2 separate regions of the Mus musculus genome follow, and region 1 is linked to region 2. Evidence: chromatin loops called from intact Hi-C (ENCODE). Cell type or tissue: left cerebral cortex. All regions are shown on one strand. Links, peaks and the distances in the headings refer to the core of each region. The heading gives the core; the rest is flanking DNA. Region 1 has its middle 44 kb from the start of Mir6387. Region 2 holds the start of Gm40287 (a long non-coding RNA gene).

Region 1 (8,812 bases), core at 206-8,205, 150 kb before region 2:
TCTGAAGTAGGGCCCTGGTGAAGAGTGTCCAGAGGCCATAGCCAGTTGTGTTGAGAGAAACAGAAGACCTTTCTTTGATGAAGAGATTTGGACAGAGACAATAGTGGGCAACGGATGCTATTTATACAACACCCATCTGGTGAGCATTCTGGGTGCTTCCCTTCAGGCACACACTGAAACACAGCAGGTTTTCAGGCTAAGGACTGTCTGCCAGTGTTGAGCAGCCTAGAAGAGTGTGTTGCTCAGAACTACCTAACTATATGGAGGACCATCTGACACAGACCTCTTTTTCTTCCACATCATGTTCATCATTGTCAGACAGTGCACAGAGCCGTTCTATGCTATGTGCTAGGTGGTTTTGATATCTTGCTGAGTAGTTGTCATGCAGTCAGTATCTAGATGAGGTGGTATACATAAAGATGAAGTAACATACTCCAGAGGCATGGGATACTTTGGCTAGCTGACGCAACTATAGTCTCTGCCAGCTTTACATAGGTGGTAGGTGCTGTGCCTCTGATCTCACAGCCCAGGCAGGTTCATGCCGTGCTTCACACTCTTTGCCCCTGACTCACTGTTTCTTCCTGGAGGGGAAAAATCCTAAAATTTATCTTCCTAGAGAGCCAAGAAGACTGCTGCTCTCATTGGCCCACACAAGAGATGCTATGTCGCTTCAGTTCCCTGGAATTTGCAGGCAAATGTTACCCGGTTTTTTGTTTTTTTTTTTTTTTTTTTGGCAAAGCTAGAAGAACATGCCATATTCACAATGCCTGACTAGAGTACTAGGAAATGGGGCCCCCTCCTCCTGCCACCTCCAACTTCCTCTGCTCTCTTTCTGTCTTTCCATTCTTCCTACAAGTACCTCCGGGCCTGGCCAACGGCTTCACATCCACAGCCAAAGGAACAGCACTTCTGGCTCTTCCATGCTTTTTTGGAAGTCCCGTGGGAGTCTCTCTGGGTGTGGTGAAAACCTAAAATGTTGTCTGTCAAGGTTAGCCTGGCACCCTGCAAGTGACAGGAAGAAAAAGAGGGTCAGTACACGGTCTCAGAGCCCTTTGAAAGCCTTTCTCCAAGATAATGGAGGAGAATATTAGAGACCTCAGACCTACCTAAATCTGGAGGACCCCAGAAAAATCAGCACAATTTAGCTTTCCTGTAAGCTCATCGGAAGGAAAGCCAGGAACAAATACAGAGGGGAGAAAGGAGTGGAAGCATCCATCATTTCCTGCCTTCCTAGAGGGGATGGGTCTCTCCCAGGGACAGTGCTCTGGACTAGACAGAGAGGCAATGTAGTTAGTTCAGACTTCTCGTGGAACAGGCTGTGACTCGGCAAATTGTTTGTCTCTCTGGGTCTAAAAAAACATTCCTTGACATTCTAAATTTCCACCCAGGCCTGTTATGAAAGCCAATTTTAACTGTCAATTGATTAGATTTAGAAATATCAAGGACACTAAAATATATACCTTTGGGTGTGTCCATGAAGATATATGTCCAGAAATAGTCAACTGATGAGGGCAGACCCTCCCTTCCTTAAATGTATGGGCAGCATCATGTGTGTGGACCTTTGACTGAATAAGTAGAAGAGAGGGATAAAGTGGTGAGTGCTGGCATTCCATGGTCTTGCTTCTGAATCCATTAGGAATCAGTCCCATCAAGAGGAGTCCCAGGTCTGTGTTCCATCATGAGTAGACATAGCCTCTTTAGTTATGAACCAAAAGGAAACTTTCCCCATTTCACTGTTTCTCTCAGGTGCTTAATCTCAAGAAAGAGAAAAGAAGTTAATACAGGTAGAGAGACTCACTATAGACCAATGCATTCTCACTCTTTAATCTGAGTTAACAATAGTGGGGTCCAATGCATAGTTTTATGATGTGAACTCTGTATGAGAGTTTCTCTGCTGGCTCTGAGTTAAAAAACTTCACAGGTTCTCATTCCACCATTAGACCCCTGTTTTCTTAGGACACGAATGTGGATTAAGAAGACCATCATTGGTCAATGGTCACCTTGAGCCATTAGCACTGATGATTGGACTAAGTGTGTGAGTGGAAGAGAACAAATGGGAAGAAGAGAATATGTGAAGAGGTAGAATGGATGGCTGTGTTGTGTGTGCAGTTTTCAGTTAAGTCTTCCAGCAGGACCAGTTTGCATCATGGAGGAGAATTACATTATTTAGTGGAGTTTGGTGAAGTAACTTAGTAATGACTGTCAAGGGAGAGAGTGCTAGTTCTGGATCTACCACTAACTGACACACATCCTCCCACTTTCTGCTTCTCTACAAAATGAGGCATGTACAAAGTCTTTGCAATGATTGTCTTGTACAAGAGTGTTCTGCTTATTTCTGCTGGTCCCCTGTAGAAAAACACACGGCCACTCAGTATGCTTAAGTTGGTTGGAGAGAGAATTAAAGAAGGAAAGAAACAATAAAGGAAGAAAGAAAGGAAGGAAGGGAGGGAAGGAGGGAGGAAGGAGAGAATCAGTAGTTTCTAATGAACAGCATAGGAAAGCTGAATATAAAAGACGCTAAGAAGACAGAGAAAAAAGCAAAGAAGAGACCAAGACATGGGACAAAAGAGAAGCAAGAAACCAGAGAGACATAACACTGTGGCACTTGGATGCATTTCTAGGCAGCTGCCACCCTGCCATGCCTGGCATGGGCTCCCATCCTCATAGTGATACAGTGTGATGACTTCCTGTGAGGAGAAGCTTCTGTGCCTGGAGCTGATCACATGCCCTGCCTTTCTGCACAGTCACTGCTGTCTCTGTAGAACACTGGAAGTGGAATAATTAACACTTGTTCCCTTGCCAGTGGTGCAGCAGAAGAAACGGGCTCTGAAGCCTACTGCCTGACTGATGGATTGCTGTCCTGCTGTGCTTCCTAAGGGATTACCCGTGCATCCCCACTTCTTGGCAACATAGAGTCAACATGGGAACACTCTGGACATTGGGTTATCTAAGCATGGATCTCGTAAACAAACAAACAAACAAACAAACAAACAAACAAAAAACCCAAAAACACAGAGATCAAACTATGCCAGGAGATGTGTGAGAGAGATCATAATGAGTGTGACAATAGATAGCAAAGCTCTTTCAGAATCATCATCAATGGATGAACCTCTCCTCTAATGAATGCATTTTAGCATCACACTAACTTAATGCAAACCCTATGGGACGTCTTCACTTCCAGCAAAGAATTTAATTTTTCGGAACCTTCATGTTTTTACATACAAGGGATGATGGTCCAATCTTGTTGAAGCATAATGAGAATGAAAGGCTTGTCCTGTGCTTGTTGCTCAGGCTCTTTTCCCTGATACCAGGAGAGTCTCAGCAAATGCTGGTTCAATGTCAACCAAAGCATATATATTACTTGACCATCATCATTTTTTAAAAATTTAATAAAAAGTATAGGCTAGAGAAAGAGTTCAGATAGAAAGGCAAGTTTGAGGACCTGAAATAGATTCCAAGGCACCATATAAAAGAAGCCTACCATGGTGGCATGCTCCTATTATCCTGCTGCTGGGAGACAGAGTCATGTGTTGATCCCTGTGGCCAACCTAGCCTTCTTGGCAAAATCTAGGCCATTGAGAAAGCCTGTCTCATTGACAAAGTGGGTGGTGCCTGAGGACAGCCAAAGTTGTCTCCTGGCCTCTGTACACCTGTGTATATACACATATACAAATCTTATATGCCAAACAGTCAGAAAGAAGTAGAAACAACCAGCAGCCAGGGAGGTGCTGTGGCATTGACTCTCTAGCTGAGGGCAGCAAAATTCTTCCTCCAGGCTCTATTTTCTATTGACTTACTTAGCTTTGATGTTAGCTCAGATGTGCAAATTTCCTTCCTCTAGAGCAGTGGTTCTCAACCTGTGGGTCACAACCCCTTTATTAGACACTTACATTACGATTCATAACAGTAACAAAATTACAGTTCTGAAGTAGAAGCCAAAAATAATTATATTGTTGGGGGTCACCACAACATGAGGAACTGTATTAAGGGGTTGTGGCATTAGATTGGTTGAGAACCATTGTCCCAGAAAGATGTTTGTGGGGGCTATGGTATCCCTGGCATGATCATGTATAGCTTTTGCTAAAAATCTTTGAGCTTCAGCCTAATCGTCTTAAAGTGCAGTTTTTACTCTCTTCTGCACAACTTCTGTTTCCTCCCTCAAACTTGGAAAAGTATTTTTGTATTCTTCTATTTCCTGCCTTTTCTTACCACGTTTTCGAAGGAGAATCAGCTGTTCATACCATCTGGTCATCGTCTTACGGCTTAGAGCAGAATGTTTGGTGATATGAAATGCGGTGATTTTCACTTCAGGTACACAGCCACGGATGAAGAGAGTCCCAGACTCTTCATGTCATCTTGCTGAGTTAAGTTGATACTGAGTGAATGGCAGTCGATTACAGGGCTTACCATGGGACTATCCACATAGATGTTAACACATTTACAGTCACTCAGACAGACAGCACAAAACAAATGTGAAGTAAGGGAGATCAGGCTTCTAATTCCACCTCTGTTACTAACTTGCTGGGTGGTAGTTGAATAATTACATAATTCTATAGAGGAGGTTGTATTATTTTAATTTACAGATAACAATTCTGAGGTATGGTACTGCTAGTCTTTGCTCTGGACACCACATTATTATTGTCTTGGGCAAAAAATGTTCACATTTATTTCTGCTAGTCTCCAAATCGAGAACCCCCAAGTTTAGGTTTGAAGAGAAGGCCATCCATGTGGTTGCATCTTACTTCATGTTATTGTGACTTAGATGTGTAATGTCCCCCATAGGATCATACATTCCAGCACTTTGTCTCCCTGTGACTGGTGATGTTATGAAAATTGTAGAACCATTTAGACACAAGGGTTATGGTTGTAGGGGTGGGGCTAGGTGGTTATAGCCTGGACTTGGGTTCAGTCTAAGATCTCTGCTTTCTTATCCACCAAGATATGAGAAAGGTTCACACCCCCTGCTTCCATAGACAGGAGGAAAACTCACCTCTCATGCCTTGCCAGCATGGTAGATTCTGCTCCCTGAACCATGAGCCAGAGATTCCATCATGTGAGTCACAATTAAATTATGGAGAGATGCTGAAGAACTCTTTTAATTAGGTAGTCTGAATATGAAGTACTTCTCAAGAGTTAACTACTAAATGGGGGGTTTACAAGATAAGAGGTAACTAGGGGAAGAACCTAGGGATGCTAACTCTAGGATTTGCATGGCAATGGCTGTGACTGTAGCCTTTCAAGTGAGAGAGTACAACATCATCTATTGATGGACGAACACTCATGGAAAAGGGTGAGGGAGATACCAACCAGACTGCAAATGCCCATGTGGGCTTTATAGACAAACTAAAGTGATGGAATGTTGGGAAGTGACTATCCCCTTACTGTGAATAACATGAATTTTATATATCAATTTTCCAGAGACTGAGTAAGAAAAGATTTATAGGAATCAGGAGAAAACAGAAAACTATTTAAGGAATGAAACAGAAAAATGATTAGGGATAATAAGCTTGGCTGAGGTCATTAAAGACTGAAGATTAGGAAGCTTCCAGTTGTATTTCAAATATGCTCATGTGAGGAACAACATCCTTCTAACAATATCAGTGGAGAAATTTTAAATGTTGGAGATAGTAGCTAAAAGATGGCCTGAAGGAGCCGAGGCATGGAAGAGGAGACAGAGTAAGGGCAGAAGGAGGAAAAAGAATGAGTAACAGTGTCAGAAGACACTGAATGATCCAATCCAGTCAATATGGGGGAAGGGAGGAGAGGTTTGATGAAGGGGTGGACATGAGGATGGAGGGATATTTCCTACTGAGTGACTGAGTACTATAGAAGGGCAGTCAATGTGCAAACTATGAGAAAGGTATTGACCAAGAGGAAGCAGATAGACTGCTGGACATCTCACTCTATACAGTGTAAGACTTGGGATCTATTATTAGACCCCACACTGGAAAAGAAAAAAGAGATAGAAGAAAATCCAGGGATGATAGTACACACCTGTAATCATAGCACTGGAAAGAAGGACACTGGTGGAAGGAACCCTGGGCTCACGAGATCTCAGTTTAGCCTTCTTAGAGAACACCAGTCTAGTAAGAGACCCTGTCTCATAAGAAGGAAGAAGACAATTGGTAGATAATGACATTGCTTTAACTTCCATATGAAAACACATACAGAAAGACAGACAGACAGACAGACAGACAGACACACCATACCACACACACACACACACACACACACACACACACACTACACAGAAGCAGATCAGTGTATTATGCTGTATGCAGATCAGAAGGACCTCAGATGGTGTCACCTGGGAAATCCCCAGATAGCTGTTGTGACTAGATGAATGGATGGATGGATGGATGGATGTTCTTCTTACAGGGAAGCCCTCTTCTCCAAAGGTCACTGATCAGTTCCTCCCAGGAACCCTTTTTTCTTCAGCTGAAGTCCTCAACCTCCCTCCACTGCCCTCCTTTGTGAGCAGCCCCTATTGTGTGAAGTAAAAGTTCAGGGCTGGGGGTTGGAACAAAGCTTACTGAGGAAATGTTTGCTCTCAAGTGTTGGTGAAATGAGGGCATCACACACTTCCTGGATCTTTTTAGTTTTAAGAACATATCAGTGAACCCCCAGCATCCTAATGAGTTATGGGCTCTTGTGGTTATGTGGAAAGTGTGAAATGAAAGAATCTGCGTTTGAGTGATTTATGACCAGAGAATATCCAGAGACGGTTTCAAATCCCCCTAGGGGCATGTACAGCTCAGACATCATCTCCTGGGTGAGGCCCACCCTTTGCAAACTTGATTGTAAGGTTTCCCCAGTTATAAAAAGTATCCTCCATGCTGGCAGGATCTCACCCAACATGTATTTTATCAAGTACTCTTGATTATTATATTCTAATTTGTTTTCCTGGAGGGAGGTTTGAGAAACAATACTAAGAAGCCAAACAGGAGGAGTCCATCGGGAAAGAACTCCAGTAGTGTCCCCCAGGGACTCATGGCTCATTCCTACAGGAGATTCCATCTTTGAAATGTCTCTGCAAAACTCCCTCCCACCCTACTTGAAATTTCACAGCTGTGAGACAGAGGGACTTTGAAGGGCGGAAAGACAAGAGGAATATTTTTTCTTCCTTCATGGTCCTATTTAACAGTTAGTTCCCAAGTGGTATTAATAAACATTTGAACATCAAAAAGTTAACTTGACATTTCTATATCCTCCCCATTGTCTCTCCATTTTTGCCTTACAAAATGCCTCAGCCTTTATGATTTCTATGTTGTGCTCAGCATTCAAATAGCTTTCTAGAAAACACATGTAAGTTTGTTTATATGTCTAAGAGGGCTATAGAAATATTGGGGTGTTTCAGGTTTTTGTTTTTTGTTTTTTTGTTTGTTTGGTTTTGTCTCTTTCTTTCTTTCTTTCTTTCTTTCTTTCTTTCTTTCTTTCTTTTTTTTTTTTTTGAAAAAGTTTGTAAGCGCGACAGTACCAAAAAAAAAAAAAAAAAAAAAAAAGAATTTAAGTTCTAAAGTCCTTATGTGGGGCATAGGAATTAGCCACGCTGTGGGCACTAGCTTAATCTTGCTTATTTGCATCCCATGTTTGTGTTCTTGAAAGCCAACTATTCTGCCTCAGTTTTCTGATACAGAAAATGATCTTCTCTAGTCATGCTTTTATTCAGAGACTTTTGAGGCTCAAATTAAATGGTACATTGCACATTAGTGTTCTAATTATTATTGATTTCATAATGGTATGTTAGGATATTGTTGTTGTATTCATTGTCATTGTCATCATGACCAAACTGTCCAAGAAAACAACACACACAAAAAAAGAAATTGTCTCTGCTGCTCTGCAGTTTCTGAGATAACAGCCCACTGTGACTAAGAAGCTTGGTGAATATTGCTCTTCTCCCTATGGGAACCAAACACAAGGACAAGCAGAGGAAGAGGACAGAACAAGATAGCTCTATGAAGTGACGTGCCTTCTTTATCTAGGTCCCGCCTCCTACCTTTTACAACTACTCGATAATTCCAACAAATACTGAACCCATCAAGAGATCAGCCCACTCATTAGGCCCCTGAGAGTTCATATGCTTTGGAAAATCCACTAAAGGCAGAAATACCCTAGGCATTTCTTAATCCAGTCAAACTGAAAATGAAGAGTAGCCATCACAGATAAAATATCCACTGTAACAATAATGAAAAGGGTGTGGGGCATGTTGTTGGAAGCTATAGTGGTGAAAGAGTAACAGCAGGTAAGTAACAAGATTTTTTTTTTTAATTTTCTAGGAAGTCACTGATTTAAGGCTGGAAAATCTACAGACACAGAGTAGCGTAAAAAGGGAGCCATGGGAGACCTTGTGAGTACCCAGAAACTTGATGGTCCCTTGTCTCAAAGTCAATGACCCCATGGGAGAGGGGCTTAATCCAGGATTCTGATTCTGTCTATTAGCATGCTGCCATCTCTGCTGGAGAGGCCTTGTGAATGGCATGCTATGCAAACTTGGATCACAGGTGACCTTGACTCAGTGTGATGACGGCACTTGGAACAAGGGATAAAGGACAATAGAATCTTGAGCAACAGTATTCCACATCCTCCTGGACTTACAGTTAAGCAGAGACACGTTGGAGATAATCAGGCCCAACCATAAAATCACAGCCATCATGTTGGTAAAATTGACATAGATGGAACAATGTTTTCATGATCCCCTGAATGATGCCAATTTTAAAGTTCTCACTCACACTTGCCCTATCATCTGGCAATTTAATGCTGGAAAGAACAGCAAAGAAACAGCAGGGTTTGTACCCAGAGGAGCTTGTGACTG
Region 2 (8,812 bases), core at 618-8,617:
TTCCCGGCTCTGGTGTAGATGCTAAAATATCAAGATGCCCATGAGCATTCCTCAAATGGACTGGTGCTTTACAGGGAGAAAAAGAGCAAAGTCTGGTTATGAAAATTAACAAGGAGATAGTGTTACATCAGAACTTTGAAGGACACATCTTAGAGGTTAAGTGTACAGATCCACACACCAGGACTTAATTTGGGCATTTGGCTCCTCTTTGAAAGTAACAGATGGTCCTGGGGTCGGGTGTGAAAGGAAGGGCAGGCAATGCATTCTATGAACTGGGGTGCAAGGTGCAGAGAATGCCGCTGTCCTGGGCACTTGTCCTCCTGTTGTGATAAAAGAATTTTAAAGAAAGAGGGGATTGTTTGACCTGACAGGTTGAGGGAACCCTCAATCCTATTAAGGAAGTCAAGGACCTTGATATATCTAATTAGGAAACAAGGGATCCCATGGCACTGGGGTGCAGAGAATTGGGAGGTAGAAGCTAAATACTGGGGATTCAGGGTCTGCATTGTGAGAAACAAAGATCCTCAATATTATGAGCACTGGATCTAAAAAGGCATGAATACGCTATGCAAAAATATGAGTATCAACCCCTGGAACAGAGAGTCATGTAAGCAAAGCAGTGATAGCTGCTGCTGTTGTGCCAGCGCCTGCTTCCTAGAGAGCCATTTGTACCATCTCTGGCTTTCCTGACTGGACCATGTGCTATTTAGGATGCAGACATATTCGGTTTGCCTTATTTTTCCTGCAGAAGTAGATCATTGGTACAATGATCAATGGCGTCTGTACTGCTTACTTCACAAACCATCTAGTCCAACCGCTGGCTCAATTAAATTTGCCAGTGAAAGCCAAAGGATTTTGAATGACCTATTTCAATCACTGCATGATAGCATCCCACCCTATACGCTAGCATCCACACAGCATATCCAACCCAGGTTTCCTGACACTCACTTCTGTCCAGTTGCTCCTATTCTGTCTATGCTGCCCAATTTAATCTAAAAATAAGCAACAGTTTGAACATGAGAAGAACCTGGAGATTGGAGACAGACATCTACTTATAAAATCAGACTTTTACAGTTGTAATGACTCATTTGTATAGCAAAGTGTAAATCCATGGGAACTTTGTATAAACCTCTCCTCATCGTCTCGACAGAGCAGAAGTTAATATATGATCTTAACGACTCAGTCTCAAAGATACTCTGCTCTGTAGCAAGCTTTGGTGATCTTGGGAGGAGTCCCACCTCAGGGTCAGAGGTGCAGAGGCTCCGTATTGCTGTCCTATCTGCTGGCTCACCTTTCCCATTAAGAGACTGGAAACATAATTAGGAGACAAGCACCACAGATGCTACCATTTACAACATCCAGAAGAAGCCGTTGAAATGGGTAAGACATGAAAGGATAATTTTGCTTATACAAAATAGCAGACTGCAAACTAACACCAAGAAAAACAAACAGGCAGATGGAAAGAGTGGAGAAGACATTGGCACAGCTGTGTGCAGGATTTAGACACCCAGATGCGATATAATTTTTTTGGAGGGGGTGAGTAGTATCTAACAGAATATTCTGAAAACAAACAAAACAAACATATTGAAGAGTACTGAGCCCTTCATCTTCCCACGCACAGGTTGATCTTTTCCACAGGCATCTATTTCCTCATATCATGGTTTTAGAGGGTCATTTCCTGGGGGATGGATGAAGAGAGCACAAGGACAGTCAAGATAAATAAGCGTCCATCCTAGCAGAGAAAGCAGCAGCAGTAAAATCAACAGCTGTGATTGCCATGGGAGAAGAAAAATGTAATGTTATCTAAAAGACAGTGAACATCGGGGTTAGTGCTATCAGCTGTTCTCTTCACATAGCTGCACAAGTGCATGGCTGCCTTATTTTCCACGGGGGGAGGGGGAGGGAGAAAGGGAGGAAAGAAGGGAAGGAGAAAGAGAGAGAGGGGGAGGGAGAGAGGGAGAGAGAGAATGGGAGGGAGGGAGGAGAGAGAGGTAAGAAAGGAAGGAGGGAGAATAACCTAGAGAAATAGAGGAAAAAAAGGGAGAGAGAGAAAGTGGAATGGGGAAGCAGGAGGGGAAAAAGGAAGGAGGAGGGAGAGGAAGGGATGAGAGAGAGATGGAGAGGGAGTGAGTGAAGGAGAGAGAGAGAGAGAGAAAGAGAGAGAGAGAGAGAGAGAGAGAGAGAGAGAGAGAGAGAGAGAGAGAGAGAGAGAGAGAGAGAGAGAATGCTCAGACTTGAAGAGGGGACAGGAAGTGAGATTCATCACTCACTGAGAGTTTCCACTATTTCTAGGCCGCTGGGATGGAAACTGCAAATATCATCTTCATTAAAGCCTACTCTTTAAAAAATGACAGCAAATTAACAAAACAACATAATAACAATAGCGCCCTCTCTGATGAACTGGCCTAGTTATATCTCAGAGTCCAGAAGCTGAAACTGTAGGAGGAGCATCAAGGGTTTAACCTGGGGTCTCTGCTATACCCTAGAGAATACACTTTAACCAGGAGAATCATCAGAAAAATACTTCTGCTACATGAAACCAAAGGGAGCAGCAATAGTTATTTTGTAAAACTAAGCAGGAAGTTCTGTTAGGCAAAGGATCTGCTTGGAAGGTGCGTTTACTATCAGGCCACTGTAACAACCTGTCCTTCACTACTCTTAAATTTGGCCTGTCTGTCTGTCTGTCTGTCTGTCTGTCTGTCTATCTGTCCGTCCATCCATTTTTGTTTTCCTTTTATTGAGAGCCTCTGGAATAAAAGACATTAAAACTTTCTCATCTTCGTATCAATGTAGGAACGCTTAACTCTGCTTGGAATTCCTGCTTGGCCAGTCTGTAGGAGGCCTTACTTATAAGAGTTCAACGTACAAAACAGAGCAAGCCCAGAATACATGATGGTAAAGAGGTGGTCTGGCATCTGCCAGCCAGTATCTAAGCAGTTCCTCATCAGAACTGGTTCTTTTGTCCTTGAAGTCTCAGGATGCTATTTGGCACTTTCCCATCGCCGCCTTGTATGCTCACAATATCCTATGTTTCAGAATGATGATAGCATCCATTCCCAGAGCTATTTTTACTCAGGTATGTTTTTGTCTCCTCTTCCTTGAAGTGGTCTGGCCATGTGAAGTGAGTCCTTATTTTAAACAAAATAGAATGGTTCTTTCTAAACTAAGATTTTCTCATCTGTAATGTACAGCTCTTAAAGCTTCTTGCCCATGCAGTAGATGCTAAGGAATGTTGCTTCCTCTGTCATCTACTCTGTTTTCCTTCCCCAGAAGAGCACAGCACTGGAGGCCAGAGAGTACCAGGTCCTCTGGGATGGGATGTGTGCTGACCCATGGGTCCCCTGCCTGGTGCTACAGCGGGGGAGGTAGAGTTCTCATATCTCCAAGTATGCATCCTTTCATGGGAAGATAGACATTGTAACTTGTGCATTCTGCATTCCAGTTCATGAGTTGTTCTCAGCAGCTATTCTGGGGAAGGGGAAAGAAAATCTCACAACACTTTCCCTAGAGAAGAGATGCCAATGTCAACTGTTAGAAAATGTCATTAAAGCAAATGAGAAACGGGTTGAGGACATTTTTATGAGCCTAGAATACTGAGCTTGGAGGTTTTATGGAGACCACAGGAAGTCAGAGAGACAATCACACTCATAACCTTTTTTTAGAGTCTGGCAGTGATCAATCTTTGTGCTCAACAAGAGTGTGCTTTGGAAAAGGGAAGTTATCATTGGGGACCACATAGACTTTTTCACAGAGCTGTGGACTCAGTAGAGAAAGAGTTTTCCAAGACGAGTTACTGTGGGCTCATTAACCAAATCCTTTCAGAATTGCAGCAAAAGCCCTCCTTCATGATCTCAGCACACACCAGGAACTAATCTTTGGAGAATGCTCTCTGCTGAAATCAAAGTGTTTGTCATGTGACACAGATAATCTCTGCCTATCAGTTTTCTTCTTTCTTCGTATGACAAAATGAAACTCAGAAAGTCCAATGCTTTGTCCTCATTCAGAAATAACAAGAGGTGGAATCTGGATTGAACTCATTAGTCTCTCCTTAATCATACTCCCTCCCCAGCCAGCCCTAGAGAGGCAGACAAATGGCAAAAGTGGGAAATAAAACTATACTTACGGAATTGTCCCGAAGTGAAATTCCAAGGGTTTATTCTTAGGGTCGCAAGGTCAGCATGGATACTTTCCTTTATAAACCAGGAGTTGCTCTGAATATATTCATGCACAGGGAGATAAATTCATTTCTAACGCTTTGTTTTCTGGCTTTAGAGTCTTGCAGATGTGTTTTCCCTAGAGCCTTGGAAGATGATGCAGAATATTCCTGAAATGCTTTGCTCTCCTATTTACACTGACATCTCGTGGTAGCATTCTGTGACTGCAGTCTTCATTGTCTCAGCTGTCAACCTTTGCATTCCATCATCAATTGTTTAATGCATTAATTGAACTAGAAGTATTAATAAATACTTGATAGGTACCAGGAATTGTGTAGAGCATCAGGCAATGTTAAAACCTGATCATAGAAAAACTGTAAGAAAAACCAAATAGGAAATTATTCTAGGAACTCAACATTGATAAATATAAGACCTATAATCTAGTCTGCATGCCCCATGGGTAATTCTGTAGATTCATTAATAATTGTACCATTTGGGGGAATTTACTGTCTTTTCATTGACTGTAACTTGCAAGGATCATCACACAGATTTTAGATTTGAAACAACCAAAACGAAATCATCTCATTTAGAAACACAAGAATAAGGCTAGGGTTTTGAACTTTAATTTTCACCAAATATCAAAGTCATAAGCTTACCTCATGTGATCAGGCAACACTGAAAGATTCATTCAAATGATTGGGTGCGGTTCAAATGGTTCCTGAAGAATAATTGAATCTACTCCTAAAGAAATGGCTCTGCTGTTAAGTGTGTTTGCTGCTCTTGCAGTTAACCTAACCTGTATATTCTTGGTCCAGGGAATCTGATGCCTTCTTCTGTCCTTAATGGACACCTGCACGCAGGTGCGTATGCCCACACATCAACATACACACATACACACATGCAAAAGTAAATCTTTAAAAGCAACAAAACTCTATACCATGCTATTTAGGCCATAAAAGAAAGGAATTATCAGATCTCCTGTGTGGGTGACATCTCCTGTGTGGTGACATCCTCTTCATCTTACTTTAATGCACCAACCTAAAAGCCCGCTATGTTTGTGCATGTGTTTTAACTCATTTTCTTCTACAAATCCCTAAATACATGAATACATAAATAAAAAGAAGCTCATGGTATGTGTACCGTTTTGTAACTTGCTTATTTTGTCAAACTTGCTAGTTTTCTTGCTGTATTGCAACTTATTTGGACCATATTTGCAGTATCCAAGCAACACTCACAGTTACATGTGTGAAAAAGAACACCAGGCAGGCTGGGCTAGTGTTGCTGTTTAGGATTCCACAGGAAGGCAAAGCCCTGCACTCACCAGGACCCTGTGTAGAAACGGCCCCAAGCTCATTCACATGAGCCAAGATTTAGATTGCCATCGGACTCAGGACCCTTTTCCTGTGGAATGCTTTTCAGGGACAGCTTTTAGGTTTTGAGGCTGTTTGGAGGCCTCTCTTAGGAATCCATTTGTCTGAGAGATCAGGATCCATGGCTCATTCCCCGATGTTCTCTTCTGCTGTTATCTAGGGACATATCTCAGCATTTGAGGACTCTTGTCACTACATTAGACCTTTAAAGCCCACACAACTAATTGACCTTAGTTACATCTTTAAAACCCCTTTGACATCCATGGAGATGGCAGCAGGGGGCACTAGTCATGGGCTTCTGTAGAATTCTGTAGGAACTAGCACTCTTTTGGGGCTGCAGGCTTAGCTCTGTTTGCAGAGTTTTTACTTAGTACACCTTAAGTCCAGGTTTCCATCTCCATTACCACATAGATCAAGCATAGCTACCTAGTGCTGTGGTCCCAGAGCTCTGAAGATGGTAGAGACAGGAGGATCAGAAATTCAATAGTATTTTCAGTTACTTAGAAAGTTTAAGGCCGCGCCAGGGATACTTTAGATGATGTCTCTAGCAAACAACCCAAGGGCTATCATCCTCTCAACACGTGCGTGGAAAGAGTCTACTCTGAGCTCCATAGCCACAGCAGTCACTCACCATCCATGGAGCTGATATGCTAATACTGGAGGAAGGCAAGTGTCTTCTATGTCATGTTATTAAGCATGCCTGGTGTCTTTAGGCTTGTCGGTCATCTGCTCCTGTTCTGACATACAAGACTTCAAACATGTCCTCAGCGACTGAACATGTCCTGGTCCTCTCCTATCTTTCTGATCCATTTCACTTGAGACCCCACCTGCCAACTTCGTTCATCAGCTGGGCCATTGAGAATGCATCCGGCTTTACCTTCCTGTATTTCTCCACTCAAATCTCTTTACTATTTCACTCCAGCTTCCCATGGTAACCTAACACCTGCCTCAACATTAAGAGTCACGTCTGGCATCATCTAGACTCTCCTCTCATAAGCACAGGGAGAGCAAGCTAATGACATCTGCCTGTCTCCTTATGCAGTCACTATTGCCAGTTCCAAGGATGCTCCTGTGCTCTGGTGATGTGTTTAAAAAGATACACGTTTTTCTGACAGCTTGGCATAGGTGAATTCACAGTTCCTATTGAGCAAGAATCATAGAACAATCTAACACATCTGTGCTTTCATGTGCTCTAAATCCTATTTAACTCACGCCCTTGCTTTTATCTGTATACACTTCCCTCCTTTAGTTTCCCCTTTCTTGTCTTCCACTTTGATGGGAGCCCTCAAGCCAATTGGTTCTTTGCTGTAGAGGATAGATGATACTTCCTTTCAGGATAGTTTTCATACTAGTTAATCGCAGCACAGGATGGGAAATTTTTTTCTCCTATTGCTAATTTTAGCATCTCAAAACTAAAAACAGTAGGACTTCTTTTACTTTTCTAACTGAAAAGAGTATCTTTGCTACTGTTTTCATATGCACGAATTCTTCCTGGAGACCAGGGGCTATAGTTCCTGGGAGAAAAGAAGGAATTTTCATTGAAAGTGTTCTGCCTGGCTCTGCAGACCTCTCTGAAATTAACTTCACATGTTATCCAGGCCACTCTATGTTGCCACGGAAACCGACATGTCAGCTCAGCAAAAAATAAGAAACAGATAAGTAAGAAACCGCAGATGCTACAACCTTTTTTTCAATTTCTCTTTTGTCTTTGTACAGGTGTGTGTGTGTGTGTGTGTGTGTGTGTGTGTGTGTGTGTGTGTGTGTACGTGATATGTTTATAGGCATAGGAGTGTGCTTCCTTTTCAAGTATAAGCCTGAATGAGAGCTGATTGTCAAAAAACCACATTGGTATGTGTGTGTGTGTGTGTGTGTGTGTGTGTGTGTGTGTGTGTGTGTGTATGTGTGAGATTTTTCCTGGGACCCCTCTATCCTGCATCCTGTCTTCACAACTCTTGAAACTCCTTTAGATAGTTGGTCCAGGCTGTGGGACTAAAAAGAGAAACTTTTTTCTATTAATAACTAAATGATGTTTTAAGAAAAGAATTAAAAAAAATGGTTATATAAGAAGAAAGCCCACTATTGGCCTGAGAACTAAGCCACATTCCACAGAAGAGAAAACAAAAAAGCCATAGTCAGTGTTTAGCTAATGCCTCCGCTGTTAGGCCAGGTCTGCTGCAGCCCAGAACCAGGGAAAACATTTCATTGAGTTCTCAGAGAGTTGTGTAAAGGTTCCTGTTTCAGCCATGTCAGGGAGTTACCCATTAGACAGTGCAGTCAAGTTACACTTCAGTTTGAAGAAAGGTCTATTGAAAAGGCCAGTACCTGCCTTATACTCACTGAATTATTCATCTTAAGAGGGTGGCAAGATGGGACAAACTCTGAGCTCCCCATGTGATCTCAGCAGCTTCATCTGCCCTGGTGAAATGTACTTACCCGGGTGTGTATAGCTATAGCTGAAGCCTGGAGTCTCAGTCCCTTAGAGACGAAGTAAAGCAGTTAGTTAGTTAGAAGTTAAGCAGAGAGTGAGTGTATACTAGTCACTGACCCAAATGCTACAGGAATATGATGTGCTACCCAAAGATTATAGACACAGACCTGAGACCCAGTGGGGGTCAAAGATGAGGTCACAGAATAAGAGGCTGGTATGAGGTTGCTGGCCACCATGTCCTATGCTCCTTTCTCCAGTGCTCATTGTGTGTCATTTCTAGAGGGACACACACCGTTGTCCAGGTGCCCTACTTTTCACTCTGTAATTCTTCCCTGGTATTCTCACATGTATAAATGATCTGCAAAGAAACCACTAGAGAAAGTGTCAGGGGGTCCGGGAAGGGCTATATCTGTTTACCAGGCAAATGAGCTACCCATTGAAGATGAGCCATGGGAAGAGCATTGAGACACAACTTCCTTGTTTTCTCCCTCCCTTCCTCCCTCCCTCCCTCCCTCCCTCCCTCCCTCCCTCCCTTCCTTCCTTCCTTTCCTCCCTCCCTCCCTCCCTCCCTCCCTCCCTCCCTCCTTCCTTCCTTCTTTCCTTCCTTTCTTCCATTTTCCTTTTATTATTCTTTCTTAATGAATAATTTTTGAAAATTCATTCTGTTTCAAAAAAACTTCTGCTCTTGAGTACACGACTAAAAAATGCAAGTGCCTATACTTTGAATTATCTTTTTGTTCATCTTGTTGACATAGCAGTGTGAGTGCTTGTGTGTTTGTGTGTGTATATGTCTCTGTGTGTGAAGGTGTGTGCATTTGTGTATTTATGTGTGTACATGTGTGTGCATGCATGTACATGAG

The links. Hi-C counts contacts between places; a loop is a spot of excess contacts. Peaks named below come from ENCODE experiments on the same cell type or tissue, not always from the same donor. Only the 100,000 strongest peaks of a DNase experiment are listed, where the experiment ranks them.
Region 1: it touches region 2 in a loop (2.6-fold over the local background); 2 of 42 quality-filtered maps call a loop at or near these places.

The regions. Positions count from the first base shown.
Region 1 is chr12:15,752,981-15,761,792 of GRCm38, reverse strand. No RefSeq gene overlaps it. Among named protein-coding and RNA genes, the nearest start is that of Mir6387, 44 kb to the left of the region's middle. In left cerebral cortex, for the core only: no CTCF peak of the experiment used is centred there; DNase peaks (open chromatin) are centred at 850, 2,219, 2,722 and 4,242; H3K27ac peaks cover 1,910 bases.
Region 2 is chr12:15,601,815-15,610,626 of GRCm38, reverse strand. Gm40287 (a long non-coding RNA gene) reads right to left here and starts at 4,294. Exons shown (of 6, transcript XR_872503.1): 1 at 4,124-4,294. In left cerebral cortex, for the core only: CTCF peaks have their summits at 4,371 (motif pointing left) and 5,807 (motif pointing right); DNase peaks (open chromatin) are centred at 2,994, 4,341 and 7,121.